Linked DNA regions of Homo sapiens: region 1 is linked to region 2. A link is a loop called in an ENCODE intact Hi-C map of the cell type or tissue named here. Cell type or tissue: B cell. All regions are shown on one strand. Links, peaks and the distances in the headings refer to the core of each region. The heading gives the core; the rest is flanking DNA.

Region 1 (15,913 bases), core at 3,272-11,271, 67 kb after region 2:
AACCAGTTCCCTATAAACAAAATCTCATGATAGTAAGTTACAAATAAGGAAGTCTACAAGTTAATCTTGCTAATGTGAATAGATATAAAATCCCAAGTGAAATACTAACAAACAGATCCATTATAACCAAGTAGATTTTTATCAGGAAGGCATGGATGACTTAGTATCAGGAAATCTATAAATGTAATGTATTACTTCAATAGGCTTGATTAAAAAACGGCAGCAACACCTATGACCCTTAGAATGGAAGAGATAAAATGATTTGATTAAATATATGGAAAATCTGAGAGAAGCCTTTAATAAAGAGTATCATTAACAAGAGAGTTCAGTGACTAATTAATAAGAATATTTAGATACAAAATTAATACACAAAATCAACAGCTTTCTTTTATGACAGAATTAACTAGTGAGATTTTAATGTACAAAGCTCATTTAATAAAGCAATAAAATACTTAAGTGACATTATTAAGAAATATGCAAGAATTCTATAAAGAAAATTGCCTAACAAAACTGAAAGATTTAAGAGAACGTCTTCAACTAGCGAAGAAACACACACAATTCCTTATTGAGAAGACAGCATTGTGAAGATGGTAATTCTCTTTGAAATAATTCACAGGTTTAATATCAATCTGTACTCCATATCCCAATGTGAACTTTTTTGGGAGAAAAGGAAATGAAGACTTGAAAAAATAATCCTAAAAGTAATTTGAAAGAATAGCAAGGGAAATAACTAAAAACAAAACAACATTGGAAAGAGTTACACTACTCTTAACTTATCCTTAATAAAGCTTTATTCATTAAGAGGCTGTAGAGCTGACATCCGAATGGAGAGCTAGATCAGATAGCCTAGAAACAAATTTGGCATCCACAAAGGTTTATCACATGATCCCTTGAGGACCACAAATCAGTGGCAAAGGAAGCATTATTCACTCAAGCAACAGTGCAGGGACAGCTGTCTAAGTATCAGGAGGAAAATAATTTAGAATCTTACTTCACACTGGGCTCTAAAATAAATTCCAGATGGAATAAAGAGTCAAATGTTAAAAAAAAAAAAAAAAAGGACCAAAAATTTGAAGAGAATGAAAGAGTATTTCTCACATTTCTGGAAGGAGGGGGGCTTTCTTCACTAAGACAATGGAAGAATGCATCAAAATATTAAAAGACAATTGATATGCTCAGGAAAATACACGCAATAAATGTGACAAAGGGCAATGGTCTTAATATATAAATAGTGTGTTCAAATTTGTAATAAAAGTATGAAATCCCTCATGAACAAATGGGGAAAGGGCATTAAGAGGTAAATCCTGTGTCAAAATGTAAATTACTAATACATATATGAAAACAACTTAATTCAATATCAGTAGTAATTGAATGAATGAAAACGTCTTTTTCCCATCTATATATATAAGGACAACTTAAAATGGTAATTGTCAATGCTGGTAAGGATGCAGTGAGACAGGCACTTATATATGGGCATTGGTATGACTTTTCTGAAAATCCTTAAAATAAGTCTTAAGAGTTCTTATTGTTTGCTCTGGTAGTTGCACTTCTGGTAATTATCATAAGGAAACAATTTAAAATATTAGAAAAAATAAGCTTAATGCACATAAAAATCTAAAAACCTAAGCACCCAACAACAGGGGAACAATTAAGTAAATGATGATTCATGCATCCATTAAAAATTATGTTTATGTGGCCAGGTGCAGTAGCTCACGTCTGTAATCCCATCACTTTGGGAGGCTGAGATGGGCAGATCATCTGAGGCCAGGAGCTCATGACCAACCTGGCCAACATGGTGAAACCCCATCTCTACTAAAAATACAAAAAAATTAGCTGGGCATAGCAGCACATACCTATAATCCCAGCTACTCAGGAGGCTGAGGTAGGAGAATCACTTGCACCTGGAGGTGGAAGTTGCAGTGAGCCGAGATTGCGCCACTGCACTCCAGCCTGGGCAACAGAGCGAGACTCTGTCTCAAAAAAAAAAAAAAAAAACACAACAACAAAAAGTTTATGAAACGTTTACAATAGCATGGGGAAAATGTTTATATAATGTTAAATGAAAAAAGCAAAACTGAAATTGCATTTACCATATAATCTCATCCATGAATAGAGTTTTTTTTAAAAAGAAAGAGGAGAAATAGTGTTTCACAGGAGTTGTCTCTCAATAGCGGAATTATGGATGACCTTTATTCTCTACATTACTTTCTGAATTTCTGATTCTCTGTGAATGTTTCTCTTTATAATCAGAAAAACAGCTATTTTAAAAGAAACTGGCAGGTTGTGACCCTTTTCCTTGATTTTTTGCATTAGGACAGTGGAATTCTTCTGGTAATCTGCCAGTCAGCAGTGATTCTCACGAGAAGGGTGGGGAACTGGGGTGTGAACATGCCCCGCCCAGAGGCCACCAAAACCCAGCCTGTGTGTCTCCTCTTGACACATGTTATAGGTTGCCAGCTTTTCCTCTGGAACAAGGAGTCCTTTCTGCCAACCGAAACAAGCCATTCCTCTAGCTCTGCCCCTAACCTCAGCCTCTTGTATCCAAAAGCAGCAAGGGGCCTCAGATTGGTGGCAGCCATTTCAAAGCCTGGTATTTGGCTCTAGGTTCTCATCTGATTGGCAGGCTACCTCCCAGCAACCCCTAGTGCCTTTCCCCAAACTTTAAGGCTACCATTTAAGCCCCGTTTCCTGCCTAAAACTATTTATTGACGTACTGCTATTTCCTGCACCGGCCACATCAATAAGCCCTGAAAGCCATTCAGTGTCTCAGGTTTCTCAAGGCATTCTGGGAAATTCTTCCCACTCGGGATAACCACATGAGCTCTGGCATGGTGGAGCGCAGTGGCCAAGCCAAAAACAGCTGTATACAGGCAAAGGGGAAAAAACACCCCCACACCACCCAGCAGCGCAAACCACCACAGGGAGATGCTGCTGGAGGGTGGGGTTGGGGGTAGTCGAGGCACAAGGACTATGATGCATATATTTTTTACACTTCCTGAGGGAGATGGGCAGCCCCTACCAATCGCTGCAAACTCACCTTCATTTCGGGCTCCCTCTTGGAAAATGAATGGCCTAGGGAAATTTGCCCATCCAAACGCTATGCCCCCAGTGACCCTGGTTTGTTTCTGTCCAGAGAGGTGGCTGCTGTTGCCATCTCTCCAGTGGGGAGGAGAAAGTGCACTTTTATTTACTGCTAGCAGGAAGTTTCTTTTCCTTGAGAAGCTGGATACATGTGGGAGGGACAGACCATGGGGAGCTGTGGGAGCCCAGCAGCCAGGAGTCAATCCCAGGCATTCTTCTCCCGGGCAATTGGTTGCATGGCTTAAAAAACATATTTGACAGAATTCTTTATACTGAAAAGAGGAAACTAATTTTCAAATAAAAGGTGCTTTATTTTTTATTTGGCCCCAACTTTCCTTCTTTCACCTTCCTGCTCCCACATTCCCTCTTTAGGGAGGCTTCCCTGGCTGTCCCCTCCACCACAGCCCCCGGGACTCCTCATTCCGACTCTGCTATGCTTCCTTCCCAGCCCTGATCACCTCCACTAGGTCTGATGTCTGTTGATGACCTGACTTTTTGCTAGAAGGGCTTCCTGAAGGCAGGAATCCTGTTTTCTGAGCCATCTTCATGTCCCCTGGAATGGGACTTGGCTCGTTGTAGGTGTTCAATGAACGTGTGTGGACCGGATGCATAAATATCCCACGGTACGTGGTCAGACAGCTCTTCTCTAAGAGGACAACCTGTCCAAAGGGTAGGGGGCTGTTAATCTAAGACATAAGAGTACAGAGTCAGCATGTATGCCTGTCTCATCTTTTCTTTCATTTGTGGCTGACAGTTCACTCCTGATATTTTCTTCCCACCTTCTCTGGGCCAGTCCCAGTCCCTGCTCCAAGGCCACCGTCTCATGACATTTGTTTCACTTTTGTGGGTAACATTTTTGCCATACAGTGATGTTTCTTGGCTTATTGGATTTTTTTTCCCCCTTCCCAGGGTTGCTTCAAGTAAGGCCACGACATTCCGCAGAGCCGCCCTTTGGTGGTGTGGTGGGGTCACAGTTGACGTCAATGTAGCTCCACCCCAACCCCGAGTCTCCCCTGTGTCAGACTCTCCCCTCAGGGCTTTGCTGAGGCTAGTTGCAATCCCCCCGGCAGGCTTTCCTCCTTGGTCCCCCCCACCAGTGAAGCCCCCTCACTCCTCCGTTCCTATCACACAGCCCAGGGCCTGCGGCCTGGCCCCCATGGCTAGACCTGGCCTTGGGTAGTTCCTGGAAGGCTCTTTTCTCACCCCAGTCATCATCATTTGGGAGGAGCCCAGGACAGGAGCCTCCAGCTCAGAGAGACAGTGCAGTCCTTCCTTGGCACCTGTTCCTATCAACAGTGAAGCAGAGGGCTGGGAATTCCCAAGCGTAGGGCTGGCCTGCAGCATGGAACCCACAGACACTGTGACACATCAGGTTACCCCCAGCCTGAGAGACGACCCTGAATGTTCCCTTCTGTCCTTCCCTGGGACTTCTGGGCTCCATGAAACCTCAGAATCCTTACAGAAAAGGATTTAGCAATGTTAAGCCACCTCAAGTTGGTTCCTGTGACTTGGGACAAAAAGAACTCATCAGTACAACAGGCTTCTCCTAGGTGACAAAATAATGGATTCCCAGGCCCTGGGGATGAGGATGAGACTGGGGCCTGGATGCTGGGGACTGGACGGTGAGGGGCAGAGTCAGAGAAGTGGGCACTGAGGCTGGGTGGGCAGTGCTTCTAGCAGAGCTGGAGTCAGGATAGGAGGAGAAGCAGGGAAGGGGTGATCTGGTTATTGCCCGGGTCCTGGGTGGCAGCCCATGGACCCTGCCTCTCACACACCCACCTAGGGCAGCATCGTGGAAGGTCTTGGCATCAGTCTGATTGGGTCAGGCAAACCTCCTTGGCTTAAATGAGTAACATGTGCAACGTATCTGGTGCAAAGTAGGTGCTGAATAAGCGGCAGAGAGACCTGGTAGCTGTATCCTGAGTTACTCCATCCACCAAAGCCTGCCTCGGACCTGGCCGCCCCCGACCCCTGGCAGTCTGCACATGCAGCCCAGCCAAGGGGCATGTCTGCTGGGCTGTACTCACAGCTGGCCATCATGCCACGTCCTGGCCACAGCTGCCAGTCTTGGCTCAGTCCTGCTGAGCCCTGAGGCCTGGCCCTGAGGACTCAGCCACACCTAGACTCTGGAGCAGTCAGAATCTGACCTGCATGTCACTCTGCACTCTGGCAACAGTCTGTGGTGGCTGCACATCTTGTCTGGAGGGAGACGGGGACCATGTGGGCACTGGGCTGCAGCCTCCGCCCTGGGACAAGTTTGCTTGAGTTCTGATGCCAGCTGGGCCCTGAACTACTCCTTGGGTTTGGGTGTGTCCCTTTTTAGGTGGACTTGAACCTTTCCCCAAGTATCCCTGATCTCCCTGGCCAACGACCCCTGACCATTCCACTGCTTCACTCTGCTCTGCCCCTAGACACTGAGGATTCTTGGATGCCAGTGACAGAAACCATCTCAGACTAGCTGAAGAGGCACACAGGCCTGGGCTGTCTTACATGGAAGGTGGGCCCTAGGACACAGCCTGTCCCCAGGGCTCAAACAGCAACCCCAGGGCTGGTCCTCCCTTCTCTCCCCTCTCTCCCTTGTCTGGGCTTTGACTTGCATGCTGACTGATTTTTCTGCTGCCACAGACAGGTTCTCCCTTTGCCATGGCTAAGATGGCGGTCAGCAGCACCTGGTCTCTCTCATAATGGTTCTTGAGCCAAAAGGAAGACAGAGCCCCCCCTCCCCAAATGTCAAACCCTCAAATCTCAGGGAAGGATTCTGACTGGCCCTGCTCATCACATGACTATCTCTCAGCCCAATCACTGTGGCTGTGGTGATGGGGTTCCCTGATTGGACAGAACCAGGTCATGTGGTCATTCTGCAGCTGGGGCAGGTGGGCTCAGTGACAGATCCCTGGACCACACGCAGAAATAACAGCTGCCCCCTGCAATCACAGGCCTTACCTAGGACCATCGGGTGGCTGTCACAGGTGCCTGACACTCTCCTGAGCATCATGTCAAATTCCCGATGTACTGGGTGATTGCTGCCCTTTCTGTCCCATCCAAAAGAATGAAGAGAGAGTGATATGATGAGGATTATCTTGAATCTGCTCTAATCAATGGACATGAAAATCAAGCCCCAAATGCCGATCCTTTAACTATTATTAATAAAAAATTACCAGACACATTCTCTGTGACTGATGGTTCATGACACTGTGGCTGGAAATGCTTTCTCCCCAGCAGTTGGCTCTAGACAAAGGGCACACACTGTGGCTGGGAACAGCCATCAGCCACTTCCAGCTAAATCTGGATCACTCTGGAGACATTTCCAAGTTTCCCAGGCTGTGAGCACCCAGCATATTTCTATTGGCAAAATCAGGTCAGGTAGGCTCAGCTCTGCTGATCCGTAGGAGGGGACAGGGAGGCGGGGGGATGGCGCTGGGTTGCAGCAGAGAGAAGCTGAGAAGTCAGGCTGATCCAGCAGGAATTCTGTCTCACACTTAGGCAGGCGCGAAGCCTTATTCTCAGGCAAGGGAGCCAGCACCTGCTGTGGCTGTGGCCTTGAAAAGCCCTCAGAAGAGGCTGGAAGTTTTCCTTTCAGCCTGAGCAGAGAGAGAAGGCTGGATTGTCTGACAGATGAAGAATACCAGTGGGACAAGCAGGAATTCCTCAAAGCAAGGTGTCACTGGACTCAGCCTCAGGGAGGACGTTAGTACCACTTGTCAGGTCAAGGGGCGTGAGGGGGCTGAAGTTCCCAGGCTCAAGGGCAGCCCTCAGTGATTACACACTTAGTAGCTGGTGCCCGTGCTGGCGCCCTGATCTTCTCTGCCGCCTGCCTGATGTTCATGTCACTGTCTCGCCATACCTCTACACAGCACTCTGCCTTTCTAGGCACTTCCTGCAGCTTTCCTGGCTCTGCCCCACACAGCAGCTCACTGGAGGATGAGGCTCCTTGATCTGCCTACCTTCTGAGGTTGACAGAGCTGGAACCCAGGTCTCTGATCCTGGGCCTGGTGCTCTTTGGACCCCCCAAGGCATCAAGTTTGAAAAGGTCATCATGCAGACATGACAGCCACCCACCCCTGCCTTACACTTCCCTCCAGGTCCTCAGAGGAGAGGGCTGAGTTGTTGTCTCTGCAGAATTCGGATATTCCCTGCCTGGCTGCCATCCTGCCCAGGAGAGAGGCCGAGGGCTTGGAGACAGGTGTTTGCCAGGCCTAGGCCCGGGCACAGGTGGTAGGTCTTATCCATGACATGAAGCTCTCTGTGGAAACAGAGTGGGGCTGTGCTCACTGAGGCCTCAGCCTGAGGAGCAGGCCAACCGCAAAATAAAAGGACAGCAAGACTGGCCAACTGCTGTGACTCTGTGTCCCCATCTATAAAATGGAAAGTCACCATGTGACTGTCAGGCCAGTCACCGTGCCTCTGCATCCTTATCTATAAAATGAAAGAGACCTTTGACCTGCACCCAGGTGACAGAGTGACGCAAACAGGTGTAATAACCCTTCCTAATCAGCAAAGGGTGACTGTGCCCATATTCTGCTATGTGAGAAACTGAAGCATAAGTTGGATGAATGTTGTATCCAAGGTTTCCTGTGGGAGGAACTGGGAGCTGGGGCCAGAATTCAGCTTATCCAGCTTTTTGGAGATTCCTAGAGTCTTCTCCACGGTTTCTGCCTGGACCAGGTTCTACTAAGAAGGTTGGGTCCCCAACCCTAGGCAGAAATGGCATCTGGGATCCCTCTGCTCTGGAAGCAGTTGGAAGCTGAAGAAATGACTTTTGAAACCCTACTTTCAATGAGTGGCCCAATTACTTCTGAAATTGTCCGGAAGACTGGCTTTAAAAATAGATGAATACACAGGCGTTACTAAGCTATTTATAGAATTTGAGAAAACCCCTTGAAATGCTCACAAAAAGATTTGACCTATAATGGGGATTCCAGAATGACTCGGCCTGAAGCTCACATCCACCCACAACTTTGAACTTTGCCACAGATGGTCTTTAAAAGTCATGTTAACATTTATGTGGCATTATCCCTCAAGGAAGCTGCAATGGGAGTGCACACATCCTTTATCTAAGCCGTATCCCAAAATGTCTACTGGACAACAGTTGAGGAACAGCCGGAGGCGGAGGGAGCCAGGATAGAGAAGGACACAAAGTCTAGGGAGCTTGGGGGAGACCAACGTTTGCGTCTGTGAAATGGTGATCCTGGCCTGTGCCTGCCTCTGGAGACCATATGGGGTTATAGACCAGGAAGTGACTGTTGTGCCTGCCATTTCTGCAGACGTGGATGGCAGCTGTTTGCACCGGGCTCTGTCTGAATGGGCCCCTCTCTCACAGTGTGCCATTCTGTGTGGTTCTGCCCCACTGGACTCAGTGAGGTCTGTTCTGAGCAGTGCCGGGGGTGGGGGTGGCCCTGAAGGAAGTGCTCAGACCTTCTCCATTCGTTCTGAGATCCGGTCTGAAGACTAGATGGGCCCCTTGTGTTGTTCCCAAGGAGGCTTGGGCCACCTGTGGGGATGGGTGAAGGGCAGTTGAGTGGGCAGACTCAAAGCTCCTGGATCCCAGGCAGAGGCCCTTTGCCAGGTCTGTTTCATGTGGTTGAGGACACGCCTGAGATTGAGTTTGGAAAAACAACTCTTCTGCTAAAAATACATGAAAATCACTAGTGTGTCAAGATATGCACAATGGGTTTGAATGCCAGACAGGCCTGGGTGAGGCACTCTGGTCCGACTCCCACTCAGCCCTTGGACCTGGGCAAGCCCCAGGTCTTCTACCGTCTCACGTTCCCCACCCAGAAAAGGGAAACACGGCTAAACACCGTGATGATGAAAATGCCTGGCCAGGGGAGCACCTCCGCAGATGCCTGCTCCTCCTGCTTCTTTGGTCTTACCAAGGACATGGGTGTGTGGGGGGTTATCCATGCCAGGTGTTATGGGGTAGCCTGGCTGACCTCCCACACCTTGGCCAGTGTATGGTGGGTGTTGGAGTCAGCAAGAGGGAAGGTATCTCTGCAGACAGGAGGGAGAACAGTAGGTGGCTACTGACATCAGGGGACTGAGGGTGGGGAATGTGATGGGCTGGCTGGAGATGGGGGCAGATGTTCCGGCTGGCCCTAGTTTTGCCTGCATGTTTTATTTCCTTGGCTAGACTGTAAGCCTCTTGGGTATCTTATTCCTCTTTTCCTCTCTTGAGTATCTGGCAGAGAGTACAAAACAGTACAAAACTGCCAGGTATAAAACAGCAGTGTGGGGACTCACGTTGACTTGATGTGTGAATGGAGGCCATCAAGATATTTCTGATGATGGGGATGCTGACTGTGAAATACTGGTAGAGTGGGGAAGAAAAATCCATCCTGTCACCATGCATACCAAGGTGCCCCACCTTCACCCCACGGTGCTTCTCTAACCAGAGCTGGGGACCCTCTTCCTCCGGCTGCTGAAAAGCTGGTGCACATGCACCTCCTTCAAGTCTCGGTCTACTTGTTTTCTCCTCCCAGAGGCCCTCTGCCTTCTCTAAGTAGGCCCTCCACTCTTGTGACATCCCTCACTGTGTTGTGTTGGCTCTTCTGTGTGGCCCCATCATAACTGGAAATGACACACCTGTAAGCTTATGCGTTCAGTGATTGCCTCTCCCACTCGGATTGCAAGTTCTGCAAGGGCAGAGAAACTCTGTCTGCTTTATTCGGCAATGTACCTGCTGCGTCTAGGCCCCTGGAGGCCCTCAGTGTGTATCTGTTAACTGAATAAATGGATGGGGGGCTCCAAGGCAGTGGCAACCCCAGGGAGGAAATAATCTGGGTGCACAGAGAGAGGTGGGCTTCTGGCCCCTATATTAATGGGGAAGTCCCTGGCTAGATCTGAGCTTGGCCAGAGAAGGCATGAAAATGAAATTACTCTGGCTTTGGGCTATTATAGAAGTTCCCCAGGAGAAAGGGTGGCATCTAGGATGGGAAGTTCATTCTGTCCTTATTCAGGTGTCCACTCACGATGTTAACAAATACGTCCCATGCCAGTGTCCCCAGATAAAAATACAAGAAAGGACTGATTCCTCACCAACATGGGATCCAGTAGGACCCAAGAGGGAAGAGGAGCACAGAGATCCAAATGCTCTAGTGAAAGACCAGAAATCCATCATCTGGGGCTGCTTTTTGACCTTGGGCAAGTTATTTACCCCACTGGGCCTCAGTTTGGTCATCCACAAAATAGGGCTGATTCTACTTGTCCCATCAAGCCCATAAGTTGTTGTGAAGATTGAATGAGGCAAGAGATATACAACCTCCTTGTGAACTGAGAGTATTCTACAAAACTGCATGGTTTGTCTTTATGGCCAGAGACCACACCTTGCTTATCATCCCCTTAAAATCTGGCTTGATCCTGGCCTTGCAGAGCTCAGTAAGACTTTCTGAACTGCTCCGCGTGACCCGAGGCTGCTGGCTGGCACCATTCACCTTCTCCACTCATAGCCCTGCTGACCCAGCCACCTCCTGTCAAGTCACGCGCTGGTGGCAGCGAGAGGAGGCTCCATCTGCCTCAAGATTAGAGCAGCCTTGCCTCATTCTTGGCACTACTGACATTTTCGGTCGGCTCATTGGTTCTTGGGGGGTGCTGTCCTGTGCACCGTAGGCATCTGCCCACTCAATGCCACTAGAAGCCCCTATCCTCACCCCCAGTTGTGAAAGCTCCAGATAAAATATCTCCAGACGTTGCCAAGTGTCTGCTGGAGGCAAAATCACTCCTGGTTGAGAACCACTGCTGAGAGTGACAATGGTGCCCAATGCTCCCACCCATGGGACAACTTCTCAGGACACAGCAAGATCCAGAGGCACTTGAGAAATACTGGGGAGCGCATTAAGAGAGGGGGCTATAATGTAAGGCCTGCAGGTGGGGGTGCACCCCGAAACTGCCTTTAGAAAGCTGCAGGCTGCACAGGACACACACCGGTATGCCACACAGTTACTTCATGGGACTCGGAACTCAGTACTGTGCTAACTTAACACACACTCAGTAGCAAGTGCAGACAACCTGTCCCTGCACTGAACCCACAGACTGCAAGCACTTTCCCACTTGTAGAGAACAGATAGGGAAGCATGGTTTTCAAAAAAGCACGAGCCCTTATGTGTGATGAACCCCAAACCGAAGAGGGTTAAATAAAGCCCGGGCTCTGGAACTGACAGCTCTGGGCTTCAGTTGTGATGGCAGCAGCATAAGCAAATTCTCTCCCAGGAGTCTAACTGTATCTTTAAATGTGAGCGGCTTAGCATGCTTAACACTACTTATTTGAGGGTTCCTTGGACAACAGATAATTCAACTGCGTTTACCAGATGACGTTAACAAATACCTCCCACGCCAGTGTCCCCAGATAAAAATAACACCAGCTCCCTCACAGGTCTGCAGAAGGAAAGGACAGGAGGCTGGAACTATCAATCCTGTCTGGCACCTCCTCACCCGTCTGCTTGCCCCTGGTGGCGCTGGCTCTGCCGCGGGCAGAGGAAGTGCTACCCAGGTGATAAGAGACACTCTGACTGTGGTCAGAGGAGCAGAGAGGCCTGGCAGGGTCTCTCTCCACCTGCTACTGGCTTTGCCCACCACCGAGGGCTCTGCTTCCTGGGCAAACATCCAAGGAGAGTGCAGAGTACCAGCAGAGCTTGGGCAAGTCACTCGGCCTTGCTGAGCTGCATCTGGAGAATAGGTTAGTAAGATGCTCCCTGTTACCTCACACAGGTACTATGAGATCTAACTGCCTGATTCCTGTTTTACAGGAGAGAAACCCAGGGAGGACTAAAAGTGCAGGCCTCATTGGATGAATCTGAGGAACACGTGGAAGGGCACTTTCTGCCTCAGAGCATCCCCCCACCCCAGAATACCACAGTGCCTGAGGTCAGCCCATTAACACCGCACCATCAGGATAAGGCTCTGTCTCCCCAGCAAATCCCCAGTCAACTCACAAGGTAAAATATCAGCTACAATTCATGCCAGCACAGTTCAAGGGATCAGAACTCAGAAACTTGCCCCCCCACCCCTTTTCTTTTTTGGATGGAGTCTTGCTCTATCACCCAGGCTGGAATGCAGTGGTGCGATCTTGGCTCACTGCAACCTCCGCCCACTGGGTTCAAGTGATTCTCGTGCCTCAGCCTCCCAAGGAGCTGGCATTACAGGCACGCACCACCACCCCCAGCTAATTTTTGTATTTTTAGTAGAGACAGGGTTTCACCATGTTGGCCAGGCTGGTCTTGAACTCCTGGCCTCAAGTGATCTGCCCACCTCGGCCTCCCAAAGTGTTAGGATCACAGGTGTGAGCCATCGTGCCCAGCCAGAAAGTTGCCCTTTTATGAGAAAAACAGGACTGAGACAAGTTGGATTTGAAGGGAGAAAAATTAGGGATAGTTTAGATATTCCCTATAGGGTAGTGCTCTGGGAAATCATCTACCGGGTGGCTGATCACAGGAGGCCTTGGAGTCCACAGGGGACTCTGACAAGTACATTGGAGACCTGGGCAGAGGGAGGCCAGTGCTGCAGATGGCTGACATGGCCTTTTTGCTCTGGGGTGGGCACCTGTGATTCCAGCTGTCAGAAAAAAGACCTGAGCTCTATAAAGGATGGTCTTAAGGAAACTGTAGATCTCCAGCCCAGACTCACTAAGCAGTGTGGATAGGGGAAACAATTCTCGTCACACAAGTCCCTCAGATCAGCTACCCACGCGATTTCAGTAGGAGTGCACTTACAAATATTCCAGAAGCTGTGAGCATGTAAAAGAGGCAAGAGCATTCTAAGTCCTTCTCCCCTGGGCAGCTGTGGGCTGGCTTTGCCTGTTCTAAGTCCTTCTGCCCTTGGGTGGCTGTGGGGTTGAGTGTGGGGGCAGGTGTGATGGGATGGCAGAGGTTCGGATGGCCACTTCCTTGTCATCATGTCCATGTTGATAAGCTACTTTCTGTTCTCACCATCTCCAGCTTGCTCCCTTTGTCGGCACACAGGCCCTCACTGATCCATAAACATGCAGAATGATGGACATGTTAGCCAACTTCAAAACTGGGCATTCAGGCCAGGTGTGGTGGCTCACACCTGTAATCCCAGCACTTTGGGAGGCCAAGGCGGGCAGATTGCGAGGTCAGGATATGGAGACCATCCTGGCTAACATGGTGAAACCCCGTTTCTACTAAAAATACAAAAAAAAATTAGCTGGACATGGTGACGGTCGCCTGTAGTCCCAGCTACTCGGGAGGCTGAGGCAGGAGAATGGCATGAACCCGGGAGGTGGAGCTTGCGGTGAGCCGAGATCACACCACTGCACTCCAGCCTGGGCGACAGAGTGAGACTCCATCTCAAATAAAATAAAATAAAATAATTAAAAAATTAGCCGGGCATGGTGGCACATGCCTGTAGTCCCAGCTACTTGGGAGGCTGAGGCAGGAGAATCACTTTAACCCGGGAAGTGGAGGTTGCAGTGAGCCGAGATCATGCCATTGCACTCCAGTCTGGGTGGCAGACAAGACTCCATCTCAAAAAACAAACCAACCAACCAACACCTGGGCATTTGGGGATTGCTTCTCTTCCCTGTCCTGACCTATAGTTCCAGTGACTTCCAGCACAGGAAAGATGGTACCTGGCTGAGAGCTGTGGGTGCCAGGTGGCTCGGCTTTCCCAGGGTGTGGATGGCAAAGACTTGTGTTGGGGGAAAAAAAGCCGTTTTCTATAAACATTAAATTCTTACACTAAACCCTCCCTCAAGAGAGATGGCCTCCCCTAATAGTCTGAAATTCTTCCCAACACAGAATTCTTAGTAATCAGGCTGATGACAACAGAGAAAGTATACCCAAGTGTTGAACTTGATTCTGGGGAACCAGAGGAAGGAGGACTAGTTCTATTTTCCAGGTTAAAGAGCTCCTGGGAAAATAGGACTACCCATCTGAAAGAGCCTGGGGATGCAGGTGCCTCTTTGCAAGCCATTTGAAGAAACCCGAATAAGATAAAACTAAGAAGTGACTTTTTTCCCCAATGGGCATCTTCATTAAATGGAAGAGCTCACTGCAGGCTTCCTTTTATCTGGGACTCCCTTAAAATACTCCTGGTTAGATGAGAAGGTGAAGTACAGGCTTGCATCTGTGGTAGCCCATGAGATGGCCCATTTTTCAAAAACTGCATTATCAGAATCCCAAGAAATTGTGACCTTGGAGAAATCAGGTTGGGGGAGAGGCTAAGGCCCACCTGCAGGGTGTAGGGCACTCTGAAGGGGTCTAGGGAGCGAGAGGAGAATGGCAGTTATGGGGGCTCTTGAAATGACAGCCTCCATGCTCTGATGAGCCTCTCTCTGGCAACTAAGTCCATGGTTTGACACAGTATCCTTCAAGTAAAAGGTAAGCTTGCCAGCCAAGGATCAAAAAAAGCCAGGAGTAATGCCACCTGCTTCCAAAATATAGCTTCTTCCTAAGGTGAAGGTGACATCTATTTAACAGGAAGCTACGGCAAAACTAACCACTTAGGATTGCCATGTTCTGCATGAATCCTCACACAGGACTCTCGCCAGCTAATGTGGAGTCTATAGTCATCCATCTATCCATCTACTCACCCACCCTGACCCATCTATCCATGCAACCCCCTACCGATCACCCATGCATCCACACACACATCCCTCCCTCCACAGATGCTTGTGGGCCTCCTCTCTGCCAGGTGCTGACTCGAATGCAATACACACAAAGGGCCTGGGGGAAGGAAGATCCGAGGCTGCCTTCTGAAATCTGCTGAACAATCAGGAAAACCTCCAGAGTTCCCACATGTTCCAGTCTGACAAGCATCTCCAGAGGGCATCTCCAGAGGGCATCTGCTTCGATCCCACCTGCCTTCAATCATCCTGGGTGGTTTGTAAAGCTGTCCTATTTTTAAAGCTATTCTGGGAAGAATGTTCCCAAACTTCCCTCTGATTCCAAGTTTCCCTTCAACCCCCCACCTCAGGCAGTTGGCTACTGAAATGTCAATCCCCACTACTCAGCCAGAGCCACCCCATCTGTGGGAGAACCAGCCGTAGCCCAGCAACCCCTCCCCCGGCCCCAAGACCCTTCGCCCACCCTGGGGAGGCCAGGTTTGCTGTTTGGGAGTTTAGCTGAGGCCCTTAGCTCTCGAGTTGCAGATGGCCCTTAGATCTGGCTTTCCCCGACCCTGTCTTTCCAGCACTGCTGTGCCGAACCCTCACTGATTCTGTGCCTAATGTGACTTAACACTGTTCAAAGGCTCACCCATGCCTTCAGCTTGGAACTGAGCTGGGAGGAATACATCTGTCAAAGGAGCAGCAAAAGATGTGAGTGGTATTGACTGCATATCTCTAGGAGGAATGGGCAGAGAGCAGGAACCAAGCTGGGGGCTAGAATGGGGAAAGTGAGGTAGAATGGCCCTGGGGCATTGCTTTGGGGGGCTGAGAGCCACCCTTTGGGCTACTAGTCAGAAAACCCAAAGGATCCCAAGGTGGTACAGATTACCTCGCCTCCCCTGGGGAGATGGGGATGGGGATGAAATCTGTAGAGCAGAAGCGAAGGTAACAGGTGCTTAATTTTTAGTATCCCACTGCCAGCACTGTGCGGGCATGGGTGGCTGGGAGACTCAGGATCTCATCTGCAAGGCTGGGCTATGTGATACAGTCCTGTGGTCTGTGTATTGGCTGCCTGGAAATCAGGCTTTTCCCCCAAAACCTTCCCACTTTCCTGGGGAAATGGCACTCAAGTCGGATAAAACTGGGGTGGGCTGCCATTTTGAACTCATCTATTTTCCTGCTTGGGCATTGGTATGGCAGCCTCAAAGAAGTATTTGGGAGCAATTTTAGGGAAAAGTCAATAAATGAAGATAAACTTGAGCTGGGCTAATT
Region 2 (15,913 bases), core at 4,642-12,641:
ATTCAGCAGTTGCTCCTGAAGAAGCAGCTGTGGGGACATATGTTGAGATTCTAGCTGAGTTCCTGCCATCAGGGGTATAATTTCGGCAGTTTCCAGATTTTGATAACATGTACACACACGGTTAGCAAGACACGGAGTGGGCTGCCTTGAGCCCATATGAGCTTTTGAAACCCTGAGGGGCTAATGATGAAGAGAGCAGGGGTGGGGGTTGGTGGCAGGGGACATGAGAGAGTAACACCAGCATTTAATATTGATGTAGCTCTCACTGTGTGCCTGATGCCTACTGAGTGACTTCCGCATATTACCTCACACGATAATTTAAACAGTGCTGTTGGCCTAGCACTTTGGGAGTCTGAGGTGGGTGGATCATTTGAGATCAGGAGGAGTTCGAGACCAGCCTGGTCAACATGGCGTCTCTACTAAAAATACAAAAATTAGCTGGGCGTGGTGGCAGACGCCTGTAGTCCCAGCTGCTCGGGAGGCTGAGGCAGGAGAATCACTTGAACCCAGCGGGTGGAGGTTGCAATGAGCAGAGATCGCGCCATTGCACTCCAGTCTAGGCAACAGAGCAAGACTCCATCTCAAAATAAATAAATAAATAAACAGTGCTGTTGAGATATATTTAAAGCCAAAGTGTACAATGTGCTATGTTTTGATACATGTATGTACCCACGAAATCATCACTACAAATAAGATAACGAACAAACCCATTGCCCCTCAACGTTTCCTCGGAACCCTTGGTAATTTCTCCATCCGGACCCTTCCTTTTGTCCTCAGGCAACCACTGACCTGCTTTCTGATGTTACAGAGTAGTTTTCGTTTTCTATAACTGTTTACAGAAGTAGCTCATTTAATATTTACAACGACCCTCTGAAGTGGCTACTACTTTTCTTGCCATCACCCCCATTTTACAGATGAGAAAATAGAGGCACAGGGAGGTTAAATGACTTGTCTGCAGTCACACCACATGGCCTGGGAGGGGTGGAGGCCAGGTGTGTGGCTTTGGAGCCTGGCCTACTGACCACAATACCGTACTGCCCCTCACTCGGGTGGAAGGACCCAAGCACAGGGGGGTGTCAGAGGCCAGAGGGAAGCAAGGAGGTCTCCTGTTTCAGAGGCCAGAGGGAAGCAAGGAGGTACCCTGTTTCAGAGGCCAGAGAGAAGCAAGGAGGTTCTCTGTTTCAGAGGCCAGAGGGAAGCAAGGAGGTTTTTGGGAGAGGGGTCAGAAAACGTCAGGATGTGAAGCTGGTGTGGGTAGCGTTAGGGGTCACGGCCAGGCTGGGCTTGGCTGCGGTGAGCTGTGGGCAGTAGGCAATGAACTGGCTCACAGCTCGAGTCAGGGTCTGGTGATCTTAGCAGGCCTGTGGAGCTTGTTCCCGCCACAGGAGGGGCCAGTGAGGGTGGCTGTCTCCCGCAAGCTTTTCCCTGTCTGTCCCTGGAGGCACCTTTGCTCCGCAGCGGCTTTCTGTCCTGTTATGGAGAAAAGCACTGATGGCCGGCTCTTCCCCTGCAGCCTGGCCTGGGGGCTGCAGCCAACCTGGGAAGGAGCTGCAGTCTGAGGATCCCTCTGGGTTCCCTCTGGCTGGGAACCCTGGGCAGACCTCGAGCCCTGGACCGAGACACCGTGGTCATGTGGTGCCTCCAGAGCAGCTGGCCAGGGCTGGGCACAGGGCACGATGTCTCCAAGGCTGCCAAAACATCTGCAGAAGACCCCAGATGCTTTCCAAATGCCCCTGCCACAGCGGAGCTTGGATGAGCAAAAGAGGAAGTGGAGCATCTGAACTCTTCTAGGGGCCACTCAAGGAAGGGGTTTCTGGAGAAGGCCGGTTTGGAGCAAGGCTTTGAGAGGGAGAACTTCAGGCACCATGACCAGCGATTTGGCCAGGATGACACTGGGCTCCCTCTCGCTAGCCTCTCTGTGATGATCACCAGTAGTAACTGATAAACCTGAAACAATGAATACTGACAAGAGGGCAGTAATCACTGTGATTTTACATTCGGCTAACTCGCTGCTGCAGAGATGGAGACTAGATGGTAAATAACGGGCAAAGACTGTAAATCACCCCGAAAACTGATCGATCCAGCAGCAGATTGACCCAACGTCCTCGCCCCGGTGCCTGGGTCTCGGGGGCCATCATAGGGGACAGCGCTGGGAGTCCCAGGGTTGCTCCGGTGCAGGAGTAGGGGTATCCCCACCCCGGGAGACTGGGCCTGAGTTCCAGTCCAGCTCTGCCAACTGCTTGCTGTGCTACTCTGGGCTGGTTGTTCGCCCACTCTGGGCTCGTCTTCCTTCAGCTGTGAAATGGTGGGCTCCGATATTCTACAATTCCAAGTCTCCTCTGCCCCACCCAGATACCTTAAGACTCCTGGACCCTTTTAGGAAGGGGCCAGTCCTGTCCAGACTCCTAGGAGGGCTCAGGCACCGGGAGGGAATAGAGTGGATGAGGGTCCTGCCAAGGCCCCTGCCTGGCCAGTGACAGGAAAGCAGTGGATCATGGCACAGGGAGCGATTTTACTGGAAAGATGAAAGGAAATTGCATCTTTAATAATTCACCGGCCGGTTTGAAGGGAGGCAGGTTGGCGGGGCTGTGGAGCCGCCAGGCGATCCCAGCCTCTGTTCCTGGAAATCCTCCGGCTCCAGAGCTTGCCCGAGAGACCCGGGGCCCTCCATCTCCTCCTGGCCCAGGGACAGCGGGAGCCGACAGAGTCTAGACCAGGGTGAGAGGTTAAAACACAGCCATCCTGGGAACCCACTAAATTGATATCCCCAGCAAAAAGGGAGCCAAAATAATCGATACAGCAGCGGCCCAGGAAAGTGGCCAAGCTCGAGCCCCAGCCCAGCCCGGTGGAGTCGCTGCAGAAAAGGAGGGCTTGGGCTCTAGCCAACTGCATGGGGCTTTGGCGAGCATACTGGCTTTGGGGGCTCTGCCTGGGGTCACCAAGAATGGAAAGGGACCTGGAGGCAGGCAGGGGTCACCAATGCTGAGTAGCCTGTCCAGCTAGTGGGGTGGGTGCAGGGGCCACACTGCCTGGTGTCCTCCATGGGTCCTCGTTTTGTCCTTCCTTCCTGGTCTCTCTCAGGTGGGAATGCTTTGGCTCATGCTGAAGCATCAGGACCTTCAGCTTGGGAGCCCTGAGTGCCAGATAGAGAAAGAAACAACTGAAGCCAGGAAGATGTGGCCCAGGACACAGATGGAAGGTGCCAAAGACAAAGCTAGCTGAAGAGTCAAAAGTTCTGGAGTCCACACATGTTGGTTTGACTCCCAGCCCAGTCCCTCGGGCAAATCACTCCTGGGCCTGCAGCCGGTCCCTGTGAATGGGACCTCAAGGGACACGAAGAGGTGCAAGACCTTGTGCTCCCAGGAGGAGCTTTGCATCTGTAGGCTATCGTCATTATTAGGCCTTTTCCTCAAAGGCTGTAGAATTGTGGTTGACTCCACTGAAATTTCAAAGCTCTCCTGGGTGGGTTAGCCTAGGTAGAAACGGGATTAGAGGGGAGTGAACTCCATAAAGGAGAACAGACTAGGGGATGGAGGGAATCTGGGGGCCAAAATGGGCTCACGCAGAACAGCTGTTAAAATCTGTCTCTCCTCCCTCCGTTCCTGCCTCCCTCTCCTGCTAATTAACAAAGACAACTCAAGAATTACAGAGAAGGCCAGGCGCGGTGGCTCACACCTATAATCCCAGCACTTTGGGAGGCCGAGGCAGGCGGATCACATGAGGTCAAGAGTTTGAGACCAGCCTGGCCAACATGGTGAAACCCCGTCTGTACTGAAAATACAAAAATTACCTGAGTGTGGTGGCACGTGCCTGTAATCCCAGCTACTTGGGAGGCTGAGGCAGGAGAATTGCTTGAACCTGGGAGGTGGAGGTTGCAGTGAGCTGAGACCTCGCCATTGTACTCTAGCCTGGGCAACAAGAGCGAAACTCCGTCTCAAAATAAATAAATAAATAAATAAATAAATAAATAAATAAATAAATCACAGAGAACCCACCTTAAAATCTAACATACCCATCCTTCTTTTACAGATGGGGGAACTGAGGCCCAAAGAACACTTTCATGAGCACCTAGCTGGTTGGGGTGGAAGCAGGACTAGAATTCTCTGCCGACTCTCAATCCAGTGCCCTTTCCCTGAGAGCAGGGGCCTCCAGTTCCCTTCTGCCCAGCTCTGATGCTGGGACGTGTGGTGTGGCCTCGAGGCCGCATGACTCACCCTGACTCACTGTCTGATCTTGGCCCATTCTGATCCTCTGAGGCTCAGCCTTCCTCCCTGGAAAACTAGAATAAGTCCCATCCCCAACCCCAGCCAACCTCAGGGGCCCCTCAGGAGGACCCCAGGGACTAGCACAACTTTAATTCTAGGTCAGCAAAACATTTCTTATCTGGCAGGTCCCATACTTTTGAAAGTCACCGGGGATGAGAAAGCAGGCAAAGATGGTTTCTGAGCAGATCAATGGGTGGCTTCGAACCCCCATTCATGCAGGAAAGCTCATGCTTTTTGGTATGAAAATGCCCCTCAGGCCCTCACTCAGGGCCTATTTCCTCTTACTCGGCAAATAGTTTGGGTAAGTTTGGTGGTCTAGTTTCTCAGGCCACAACAGGTATACTGATAGTAGTAAGAAGAATTTTATGATGACAGAGAAGGGAGAACAATTGTAAAATGCAGATCCAGTAATTAAAAAAGCAAGGCAGACGGGGTCTACCTTGACAATCCTGAGGCTAACCCCGTGTTGCAGTCTAGTCTACTCATTAGCCTTGTCAGAAGGACCTGAGTCACCAAGGAAGTCAACACACGCTGACTTCTGAGAAATTTGGGATGTGGAGGATCCCCCGGGGAAAGATTGCTACCAAAAAATGAAAATAAAAAGTTTTGCTATTTAAAGAGGTAGATTACAGCTACAGAAAATGAAGGTCTGTGTCACGCCTCATTCTGCACCATGCCAGGCGCCCGCGATGGAGACAGCTGGCCTTGGCTGAACATCAGAGCCCGCAGAACCCTCTTTAGTTTTCCTCCCCCATGGAGGTGCCTCCCACCTGGCCAATTAACTGGTTTTCCTGCTGTTCCTCACCGTTCCTCTCCCCTTTAATCCATTCTGCATGCTGCAGGAAGATGTCTCCCTTAATTCTTCCTGTCTTCTTCTGATAAAGAGACTCTGACTTTGACCGTTGTCTGCCTGACCCCAGGCAGCACTTGTTTGCACACTGGCAGCCCACCCTGAGGCCGACCTCGTGTGCTGGGTCAGCTCCCCACCAGGAGACTGGGTCCCTACGCCACTGCCTCGCTGGGTGGCCCCCTCTCCAGGTATTAACGACTCCATCACCAGAAGGTGCAGCTGTGTGTGGTCAGCAGAACACCTCATTGTGGGCTTTTCTTTACATGCCGCCCTCTCCGCCGCCTGCCAGGTTCCCCACTGGGAACACAGGAAGGGACTGTGGCATTCACCTGGACAGCGACTGGCCTTAAATCTTCAATTAGAGTGGCAACACTCGGCTTGAGGGTAGGGCAGGTGTGTCTTCCTTCTGTATCTCCCAGGGCAGGGCTCAGCTCTGTCTTGCACCCAGCAGGTGTTCAGGGTCAGCTGATGGGTGCTTAGTGGGGCGTTTGGTGGGTGACTCTTTGGCTCATTTGTTAGTGCTTCACTGAGGATGGTGAGGCCAGCAACCTAAGTCTCAGCTTCAAAAGTGCTTAGAAGTTCAGCCAAACCCCACACCAACACCTGTCCACTGACCCCAGTCCCAGTGGGTCCTAGCGGGAGAGCAGATAGGCTTTACTGCACGCCCACTGCCCAAGAGAATCAGCAGCAGACAGACCCAGCAAGGCGGGCGAGTCTCGTGGTTAAGAGGGAAGAGAGCCGTAATTTGTGGAGGACTCAAAGCTCATGCACTGTTTCTCCAAACAGTCTAGCAAGATGGGATTGTGCATTCCCATTTTCAGCAGATGAACCGAGGCTCAAAGAAGCCGAGTGAGCTGCCTGGCCTCACTAAACCTCTTCCTACCTCTCTCTGTGGACGTATCTGATTCATCGCTGTGTGGGGGACACCGAGTGTGTGCGTCAGGGTCAGCAGCAGGGCCTTGGCAGCAGAGGGGACCCTGTGAGAATCCTGCCGTCTTTCTAGTGCTGTGACCTGGGCCATGTTGGCCTCTCTCAACCCCAGGCCAAGTCCTCCCCTGTGTAAGATGGAGAAGGTCCCACCTCGGGCGTGGCGTGAGGAGATGAGGGCGCTTAGGTGGGTGCCTGGTTCGAGGCGTGCCCGTGGTGTTAGCTGTACCTCTGTGACCTTGGGCGAGTCCCTTCCCTGTAAGGGCCGCAGGGTCTTCATCTGTAAAACGAGAGGGTGGCTTTAAAGTGCCTTCCACATCCTGGTATCCTGGAGTATTTGGAGGGGCCACTGGGGAAAAGCGATGGAGGAACTTCTGGGGAGGGGCAGCAGGTGCAATTGATGGAAGGAGGTGGCCCCGGCATCCCCACTGCTTCTATAGAACCCAGGAGGGTGAGGGGTCTGTGGGGTCGTGTTCTGACCCATGCCCTGCACCGTGAAGGGGAGATTCCTCCAACACCATGGCTGAGGGGGCCGCAGTGTTGCTGGAACTCATCAAGGGCATAGGGTGTGGGGCTTTGCTCCCTTAGGAAGCGGCCTCCTCCACCGTTGGGCAGTTCCGGTTTCCAGAACATCATCCTTGTGTGGACCCGGCATCTCCCCCAGATCTCTTCTGAGCCTCCGACCAGGCGCCTCAAGCTGAGGGCATCCCTTGACCAGGAATATTTTCCTCGGCTCAGTCTGTCCAGACCGTTCCCTCCCTAACTAAGGGATAGTCCAGAGTTCTGGAAGGAAGGGCCTTCGTGAGGGGAGGCCAGCTGTGCCTGCCCACTGAGGACCTTCAGCCCGTTCTCTGCCATTGCAGACCCCGTGCCGGCCCCACTCCCAGGGGCAGGCGAAGGCTTGGCCACTGAGACACCTGTGTTTCTGGCTCTAGGACGTGGCACCCTCACAGCTAGGCCTCCCAGCTCTCCCTGCACAGAGGCCACCCAGCCTGGGAGGCTTGCAAAGTGCAGCACAAATTCACACACCCCACATCACACACACCCACACACAGCACACACACATACACCACACGCATACCACACTAATTCTCCATTCTCACACCATGTACACACAACGCAACCCTCTCCAACCACACATACCCCGCTCCCTGCGTGCGTGCGTATATACCACATCCCCCACCCCCACACAACACACAACACAACCCTCTCCAACCACACATACCCCGCTCCCTGCACGTGTGCGTATATACCACATCCCGCACCCCACACAACACACAACGCAACCCTCTCCAACCACACATACCCCGCTCCCTGCATGTGTGCGTATATACCACATCCCGCACCCCACACAACACACAACGCAACCCTCTCCAACCACACATACCCCGCTCCCTGCACGTGTGCGTATATACCACATCCCCCACCCCCACACAACACACAACGCAACCCTCTCCAACCACACATACCCCACTCCCTGCATGTGTGCGTATATACTACATCCCGCACCCCACACAACACACAACGCAACCCTCTCCAACCACACATACCTCGCTCCCTGCGTGTGTGCGTATATACCACATCCCGCACCCCACACAACACACAACGCAACCCTCTCCAACCACACATACCCCGCTCCCTGCGTGTGTGCGTATATACCACATCCCGCACCCCCACACAACACAGTCACACTCCACACCCAGAGAGTCTCACATGCAGCGCCCAGGTTGTGTCCTACACAAGGGTGCCCAGCTGTGGGTCTGAGGCAGCTCCCAGGGTTCTGGGGCAGGGCTGGGCACCTGGAGGAAGGGCACCTCCTAACTGGCACGAAGGTGCCCTCCGCACTGGCTAAGACTCTGGCACCCATGACCACAGAGCACTCCCCACCCACCTCCAGGCCTCTCTAGACAGTGAGACATCAGGCCCCTGAGGACCCCCAGCCCTCCCCACTGGAAGGCCCTGCCCGTGCCCCACCCTGTATTCCTCCCTGGCCCTGAGTGCCCTGCCTCGAGTATGTGGCTCCAGGCACAGCTGGCTCTTCCCTCCCCAAGCCCCTCAGTCCCTTAGTACCTGGACCATTCCCTTCATCCCCCACATGCTTATGGGGCACCTGCTGGGGCCAGGCCCTGGCTTAGTGCTGGGGAGACAGAGGGGACGAAGTCACGCTCATCCTCAGCAGGCATCTGCCATCTACACACCAATGGCCATGCCCAGGGAGCAGGACTGTGGCAGAACATCCCTGGCAGCTGTGGGAGCCCCGAGGGGTGATCTGTAACCCTGACTAGGGAGCAGTCAGGGAGAGCTTCCTGAAAGAGGTGGCAGTAGACAGAGGCACGTGCTTTCTAACTTCTGTGACTCACTGCATGCTGAGCTCTGCCCCTTCTCACCAGAAAGGGAGGCCATGGTGTGGATCAGAGACAGCCCATCTGCAGACCTGTGATCAGGAACAGTGAACCTCTGTGTTGCAGTTCCTGAGATTTGGGGCTTGTTAGTCACACAGTGACATGGCAGTAGCTAGGCAACACGGACCCTGAGCCCCCTTTCCAATCTGGCGACACACCTCATGAGTTACAGTCCCTCCCCACCTGCTCAGCCTCAGCACTTCTCCTTTTCCTCTAAGCTGCACCCGGCTGAGCCTTGCCCTGGCTGAACAGGACTGCACTGATGACGCGCCTGGGCCATGAGCCTCCCTCCCACCCATTTTGTTTGCCTTTGAGATGCCTTTGTGTCGTATGTTCTGCTGGGTCAGCAGGAGATTCAAGAGCCCTGACCTGAGCTCCCTGCACATTTCTGGGAACTGGAGGTGATGGAGTGGGCCGGGTGCCTTGTGTCTGATGTGTAGGTGGCATGATGTCAGGAATGGGGCAGAAAAAGGCTTCCAGGCTCCCGAGACACATTGAGTCCCATTGAGCATAGATGGCTATTAGGGACTTGTCTCTAGCACAGGGAGAAGGAGGCTGTGGCCCCTCTGAGAGGCCTTCTTTCAGTTCAGCTCCTAAGGATGGTCTTCCGGAAGCTCTCTGCATGATCTTTCACTTACCCAAGAAACATCAACATTTGCCCCCGAATGACACAGAATCACACTGGTGGTTAGGCTGACACAGCGTTTACACGGATTTGAAACTCTGTAGGTGTGACTGCTGGCTGCAGAAACTCCACTGAGTGCTGAAACATTCTAAGCCACAAAAAGTAAGATTTTAGAGTGTGCAGAATTGCAAGGGTCTGTGTATGCATACAAGTGTTGTTAAAATTGGCTTCTCACCTGCTTTAATCACACTTTTGTTATTTGGGGGAAATGCTATAGAATAAGTCTCTTTTCACCTTGCTAGCCTGTCTTGGTTCCCACTGGAAGTTTTCTTCTTTTGGCCTAGGTGGGTATTTGGGTTTCACCTGATTTGTTCTGGGAAGGGAGGGGAATGGTGGTCCTTCCTCTCTGGGGCTGGAAAGTGAAGCTTCGTCAAGCCCTGAATGGTCCCCATTGGAAGGCCTGGGCCAGGTGTTGGCTCTCTGTAGCACAGCAGATGCCACAGGCAGGGACCCTGCACCAGGACCTACCCAGAGTTGGGCTAGGCCTATGAGAGGTTGTCTGTTGTCTGGAAATTCCAGCTCCCAGGAGACTGACCATGCCAAGGTGGTTAAGGCATTGTCTCCTTTGCTTATTTCCTTATAGCACCCCCAGCACAAGGTGGGACCCAAGTAGGGGTTCACTTGAAAGACGTGGGCACAGGTGATGAGACTAGGAGACAGAGCATCACCCTTGAACCATCTCTGCTTCAGGTCAGCTGTGGGATCCTGGCCATATTATTATTATTATTATTATTATTATTATTATTATTATTATTATTATTATTATTTGAGATTAAGTCTCGCTCTGTCACCCAGGGTGGAGTGCAATGGCACGGTCTTGGCTCACTGCAATCTCTGCCTCCTGGGTTTAAGCGATTCTCCTGTCTCAGCCTCTCGAGTAGCTGGGATTACAGGCTGCGCCACCATGCCCGGCTAATTTTTTTGTATTTTTGTAGAGATGGGGTTTCACCATGTTGGCCAGGCTGGTCTTGAACTACTGACCTCAAGTGATCCACCCACCTTGGCCTCCCAAAGTGTTGGGATTACAGGCGTGAGCCACCATGCCTGGCCTCCTGGCCATATTATTTATTATTTTTTTTTAGAGACAGGTCTTGCTCTGTCACCCAGCCTGGAGTGCAGTGGTGCGACCACAGCTCACTGCAGCCTTGATTTCCTGGGCTCGAGTGATCCTCCTGCCTCAGCCCCCTGAGTAGCTGGGACTACAGGTGTGTGCCATCACGACCAGCTAGTTAAAAATATATATATTTTTTTGTAGAGATGGGGTCTTGTCATGTTGCTCAGGCTGGTCTCAAACTCCTGGGCTCAAGTGATCCTCCTGCCTCAGCTTCACGACGTGCTGGGATTACAGGCTTGAGCCACTGTGCCTGGCCTGGCCATATTGTAAGACTTAATCTGTCACCTGGGACTGATTCCACCCATGGAATGGATGCCCCCATGGGTTGCAGGAGACTCAGGACTCTGCCTGGGAGCCAGGGGATGCCCAGTGAATGGGGAGGCTGAAGATGGAGACCAGTTAGAATTATGGGACACTGAGCAGGAAGCACAGACCTGCACTCCACAGGCCTGGATCAGGGGACTCAGGCACAAAGGTGGCCTGGGTCCTCAGCCTGGTCCCCATACCCACCCACCAGTCCCATCTTAGGACTAAGAAGGCAGCAATTCGAGGCCTGGTCTTTGTGCCTACAGGTCCCATGACATGGGATTGTTACTCTGCTTCTGTGAGCCTGTCTCCCTTCTTTACAATGGTGTCAAAAACATGTCACCTGGCAGCGCTGTCGTAAGGATCGAACATAGTCATATATTTAAAGACTATAAAGCCCCATTCAAACCTATGGGATGGCTCTGTAAGCCTCAGTTTCCCCAGATTTGAAATGGATATAAGCATTGTATTTACTTCTTTCACGGGGCTCTGGTGAGACCGTAACCAGATAATGTGTGCTAAAGGGCTGCAGAGGGGAGAAAGTGCTGTGTGATGAATCGGGCTCTCAGGGGCCAGCCTCCTTAGCGCGGCAAACACAGCTGCTCTGGCTGGCGCTTGGAGCTGTCTGGCTGGCAGCCAGTCCAGGGCAGAGGCAGCTACTGCATCTGCTTCCAGCACGGGCCAACTGCTTCCTTGGAAGACTGCTTTTGAACCACTCCCCCTCCCCAGCCCTGAGTCACCCAGAGATCAGGTGGGCAGCAGAGAAAGGTGGGACTCCCAGCTCAGATGACACTCAGGTAGGGCCAATACACCTGTTAGGCATATACAAAGGGTGCTGCTATGGATGGCATGTTTTTGTGTCCCCTAAATGCATATGTTGAAATCCTAATCCCCAATATGATGGTATTAGGAGGTGCCTTTGGGAGGTGAGGAGGTCAGAGGGATGGAGCCCTTATCAATGGGGTTAGTGCCCTTATAAGGGAGACCCCAGCAAAGTCTCTTACTCTCTTTCTGCCATGAAGATCCAATAAATTAGCCACTGGGAAGTAGGCCCTCACCAGACCATGACTATGCTGGCACCCTGATTTGGGACATCCAACTTCTAGTATTTTAAGAAATAAATGTCTGTTGTTCATAAGCCACCAAGTCTATGGTACTTTGTTACAGATGCCTGAATGGACTAAGACAGGAGCCCACAAAATGTTTTTTAGGGGCCCACAAAGTGTTTTAATTTTTTTAAAATCAGGGGTAAAAAAATGAACTTCTAGGTGGGAGAAAATGTTTTAATAAAAATAATATATTTGTCTCTATTACCAATGTAGTCATAATATTTCCATTTTTTTTTTAAATGGAAGAAGGGGCCTATGAAGGCAAAAGTACCTAAGGCCCATAGGAGTGAGAATGCAGCCCGAGTCCATGGTATGGATTCTGTTCCACATTCAAGCAACTTGCCAGAGCCCCTGCCCCATGTTGCAGATGTGCCAGCCAGTGTTGTTTCAGCCAAGATGGCAGACCCTGAGATTGCAAAAGAGCACAGCAGCATGGCCTGCTGTCCCCAGACAATAATTCTGCACTACTTATGACAGCTCTCCATGGCCATCATCGTACTGTGTTCCAGGAGTGATGGATGGCGGCTCTCAACCATCTTTTCTCTTGCACCCATCCAAGGCATAGCACACATGTACCAGTAAGAAGAGGGGCTCCCCAAGGCCCAAATTCTGAAAATATTGGTGTGTATGTGTGTGCTGTTTTAGTATGTAGTTTGAAAATGTTCCCAGGCAATTCGGGTATTGACCCTGATGCTTGATATGTCCCCCTATCAGGGTCCCCCTCACTGGCCTGGGGGAAACTGGGATCCAGCAACACACACTGCACATATGATAATGGGTCCTTTTATAGAACGGCACCAAATTCTGCACCATCGCTCCTTCTGCCCACTCCACTGAAATCTCCTGATCTGAGGTATTTCATCATGGTCCTAGTTTCCACCAATGAAGCGGGAAGCCCACGTGGCCTGCCCGCAGCCTGCCGAGTCCCGGGGGCAGCTGGCTGCTCCTTTTGTCTGGCTGGTGTGACTGGCTGGCTCCCTGGGGCGCTGCAGGGATGAGGAGTCTGAAGGACCCACTCACTTTCTGGGCTCACCCTCGCCTTGGCTCTTCTGGTGATCAGCCTTTGGCGCATCTATAAAATGGGAATCGAAAACACTCACCTGCCTACTTCACGGGACCAGCTGAGACCGTGTAAGGAAGCCGCTGCGGAACTGCAGGAATGAGGGAGATCAGTAAGGCAGGACCACTTCTTTCCCATTTCAACTGCTCAACCCTTTATTTTTCTGCTATCATCATCTTTGCCTTGGTCCTTAAAAGGCCCTTATAAGTTACGCTGTGAGCATCCCAGTACAAATGTAAACAAACACTCTAAAATGACAAGAGAATGCCTACAAGCAGAAAGATGGTGGTGAAATCAGGATTGAAACATGTATTATTTCGATGCTGTGTCTCGTAGTATTCAGTAACTTAGGGCCTTCTGGAAGCAGGACTAGCCCATCCAGGAAAATCTCCTTTCTCTTTTGCAGGGTGTGATAAGGCTCTCTGTTCCTCATCGTCGCCCTACCTTTGATCTTGACCTCCAATGTCTGCTTCTACTGCTTTGCATTTTTATAAAAATAAATTTGGGCCTGGCACGGTGGCTCACGCCTGTAATCCCAACACCCTGGGAGGCCGAGGTGGGTGGATCACTTGAGGTCAGGAGTTTGAGACTAGCCTGGCCAACATGGCGAAAACTTGTCTCTACTAAAAATACAAAAATTAGGACTGGAAGCGGTGGTTCATGCCTGTAATCCCAGCACTTTCGGAGGCCAAGGCAGGCAGATTGCCTGAGCTCAGGAGTTCAAGACCGGCCTGGGCAACATGGTGAAACCCCACCTCTACTAAAATACAAAAAAAATTAGCCAGGCGTGGTGGTGTGTGCCTGTAATCCCAGCTACTTGGGAGGCTGAGGCAGGAAAATTGCTTGAACCTGGGAAGCAGAGGTTGCAATGAGCTGAGATCGTGCCATTGCACTCCAGGCTGAGTGACAGAGCGAGAGTCCATCATCATCTCAAAAAAAAAAAAAAAAAAAAAAAAAAAAAAATTGGCCCGCCACATACCTCAGTTGTTTAATTAAAATGTTCTCTCTCTCTACCCAGTCTGTGGACTTCTGGCTGTCCCTGTCAGTGTCATGGTGGGTGTGTGACTCAGTGAAGGGCAAGGCCCGAATCTCAACATGCCTTCACCCGGCTCCTGGGAGGCCCTGGCCGCCATTGTAGCCAGGCCAGGGAAGGAGGAAGGGAGTTGGTGCTCTGGTGCGACCCCTGCAAGGAGCTGAAGGACCAGCAAGTTCTAGCCAGAAAGAATCCCCAAGGAAAGGGGAGCGTTACCAGGAAACAGTGTCCCCAGTGCCTTGCCATAGACAAGATTGTGCAAAACAAGAGACATGTCATCACAGGAAAAGAAATCACTGGGCCCTTTGGGGACTCGTTGATGAAAGACTCATTTGACCAACTGGGACTGGACAGCCACTCGCTGTTGACTTTTGAAAGCCACTGGGCCCAAATCTCAGCCCTCTTGAAATGACTCATTGCCAAATGCCACAGTGACATTTCCAGGGAAGGGGTAGGTTTGGGGGGGGTTGGTTAAACCAAACCTTTAGTGCAAAAGCCATTTTGTCCAGGACTGGCTTGATCCTGGACAGGTCCAGGTCACTTTGGATAGGTCATAGTTAGTTCCCAGTTTTGGGGGATGTAAGTAAGTCTCCTTCACCCATGGTCTCCTGGACCAACTTCTTGCAAGAATCTTCCCCTCAGCTCATCTCCTGGGCCAGCTCCTGGAGGCCCTGCTAGTATAGCTGAGGCACATGAGCTTGGGGAAAAGGTTTCTTTTGCTGAACACACAAAGAGCACAGACTCTGGGCATTTTGTTTTTGGTGGTGGTGTTTATTTTTTTAAACCCACTTGTAGTTTGGGTTCAGCTGGAAAGCAGGACATACCGACGGAGGGAGGGTGGTCGCACTAGCGGGGTTCCGCGGCAGCTTTGGCGGGAAGCCCCAGGCCCTTGCTCTGGGGAGGTAGGTCCTGTCGTCCACTCCCAGCCGGCTCAGGGAGGCGGCCAGCCCTTCCGTGTGAGTGTTCCGCGCAGAGGAAAGTTGTCTTTCTTTCTTCTGATCTGTGTCCTCAAAGGCCCAGCCAATGGTTTCCCAACACAGTGCCCTGCAGCTGAGGGACACGACTCCCCAGGCAGGCCTGAGAGTCTGTCTGTCTGACAAGGAACACGGGCCGGTGTCTGATGCCAGAAAACAGACTGGGACTTGGCTTCTTGGAGGCCCGCGTCTGGGGCACCCCATGGGGCTGCTCTGGTGGCGGCCTGGCTGTCTGGGCCCCCGCCCCTACAGCTGCCCCGGCCTGATCTGTGGTACCCTTCCCACACCCCCCACCCTCATCCCTCGGAGAAAATAATAGAATAAAATAAAAATCAATCAGAATAAATACCGACTCGGCCAACATTTACATTTACATGGATGGACAGGACGATCCCCAAACAGTGAAGGTTTACAGACTGGTCAAGGAAGGACGAACAGAGAGAATGGGGTCTGAGGGTGCACATCCCGTGGAGGGTGGCGGGGCTCCTGGCCTCGTCTGGGTGAGGTTGGGGGCCTCGCTGGGGCTGCGGTCCCAGAGCTTCGGCAAAGCCACCAGGCCTTGGGGAGCAGGGCTGTGGCAAGCAGGCCGCCTCGGAGAAAAACAATGACTAACTCATCCTGACAGGCAGTGGGGAGACTGAGACAGGATCAACATCAGATGGCTGGACCGCCTCTTCCATGCGCCAAGAACCGCGGGCGAGGGGAAAGCAATGCAAGCCTTAGAAATGCAATATCCAGCTCTGCCTCTCATCACATACATTCAGAGGTCAACTCGGACGCGGCCTTCCTCATGCCACAGAGAGGGGATGGACTTGGGGAGGGGGCCAGGGTCTGTGGGGCATCCACTTCTGTCCTGCAGTTCCTGTCTGAGCAGTCTCCCTCGGGAAGCTGCCTCGGGGTCTCAAATTTTAGGCTTGACTGTTGTTTCTTTAAAAAAAAAATAGTCTTAACGTTTTCCTTCCATATCTGAAAAAGGAGCAGCAACCTGCATTTAGAAAAACAGCTTAAAGTGTTGTTGTTCAGATTGGCTAGGAAGCGCTTTCAAGCAGTGGAATAAACTAGGCAAACAGTATGTCTGGAGCCACCGTGACACGACATGTAATTAAAAATATATTTATATATGTATACATATTTATATTTCACTTCTTCTTCACACTCTGGTCCTAACAGCCAATGGGGAGCTGCCCC

Evidence for each region. A loop is a pair of places that touch in the nucleus more often than their neighbours do. Peaks named below come from ENCODE experiments on the same cell type or tissue, not always from the same donor. Only the 100,000 strongest peaks of a DNase experiment are listed, where the experiment ranks them.
Region 1: a loop joins it to region 2, with 14 times the contacts of the local background. A loop is called at or near these places in 5 of 110 quality-filtered maps.

Annotation. Positions count from the first base shown.
Region 1 is chr18:48,793,663-48,809,575 of GRCh38, reverse strand. All of the region lies in intron 9 of CTIF (cap binding complex dependent translation initiation factor), which reads right to left. LOC105372106 (a long non-coding RNA gene) reads left to right here and starts at 11,673. Exons shown (of 4, transcript XR_007066463.1): 1 at 11,673-11,752; 2 at 11,823-12,011; 3 at 14,728-14,915; 4 at 15,226-15,421. RefSeq lists an enhancer at 7,844-8,283. In B cell, for the core only: no CTCF peak of the experiment used is centred there; DNase peaks (open chromatin) are centred at 8,030 and 8,213.
Region 2 is chr18:48,861,806-48,877,718 of GRCh38, reverse strand. CTIF (cap binding complex dependent translation initiation factor) reads right to left here. Exons shown (of 12, transcript NM_014772.3): 12 at 14,502-15,913. Among named protein-coding and RNA genes, the nearest start is that of CTIF-AS1, 28 kb to the right of the region's middle. RefSeq lists enhancers at 4,046-4,340, 8,921-9,030, 14,800-15,351. In B cell, for the core only: no CTCF peak of the experiment used is centred there; a DNase peak (open chromatin) is centred at 8,588; H3K27ac peaks cover 1,424 bases.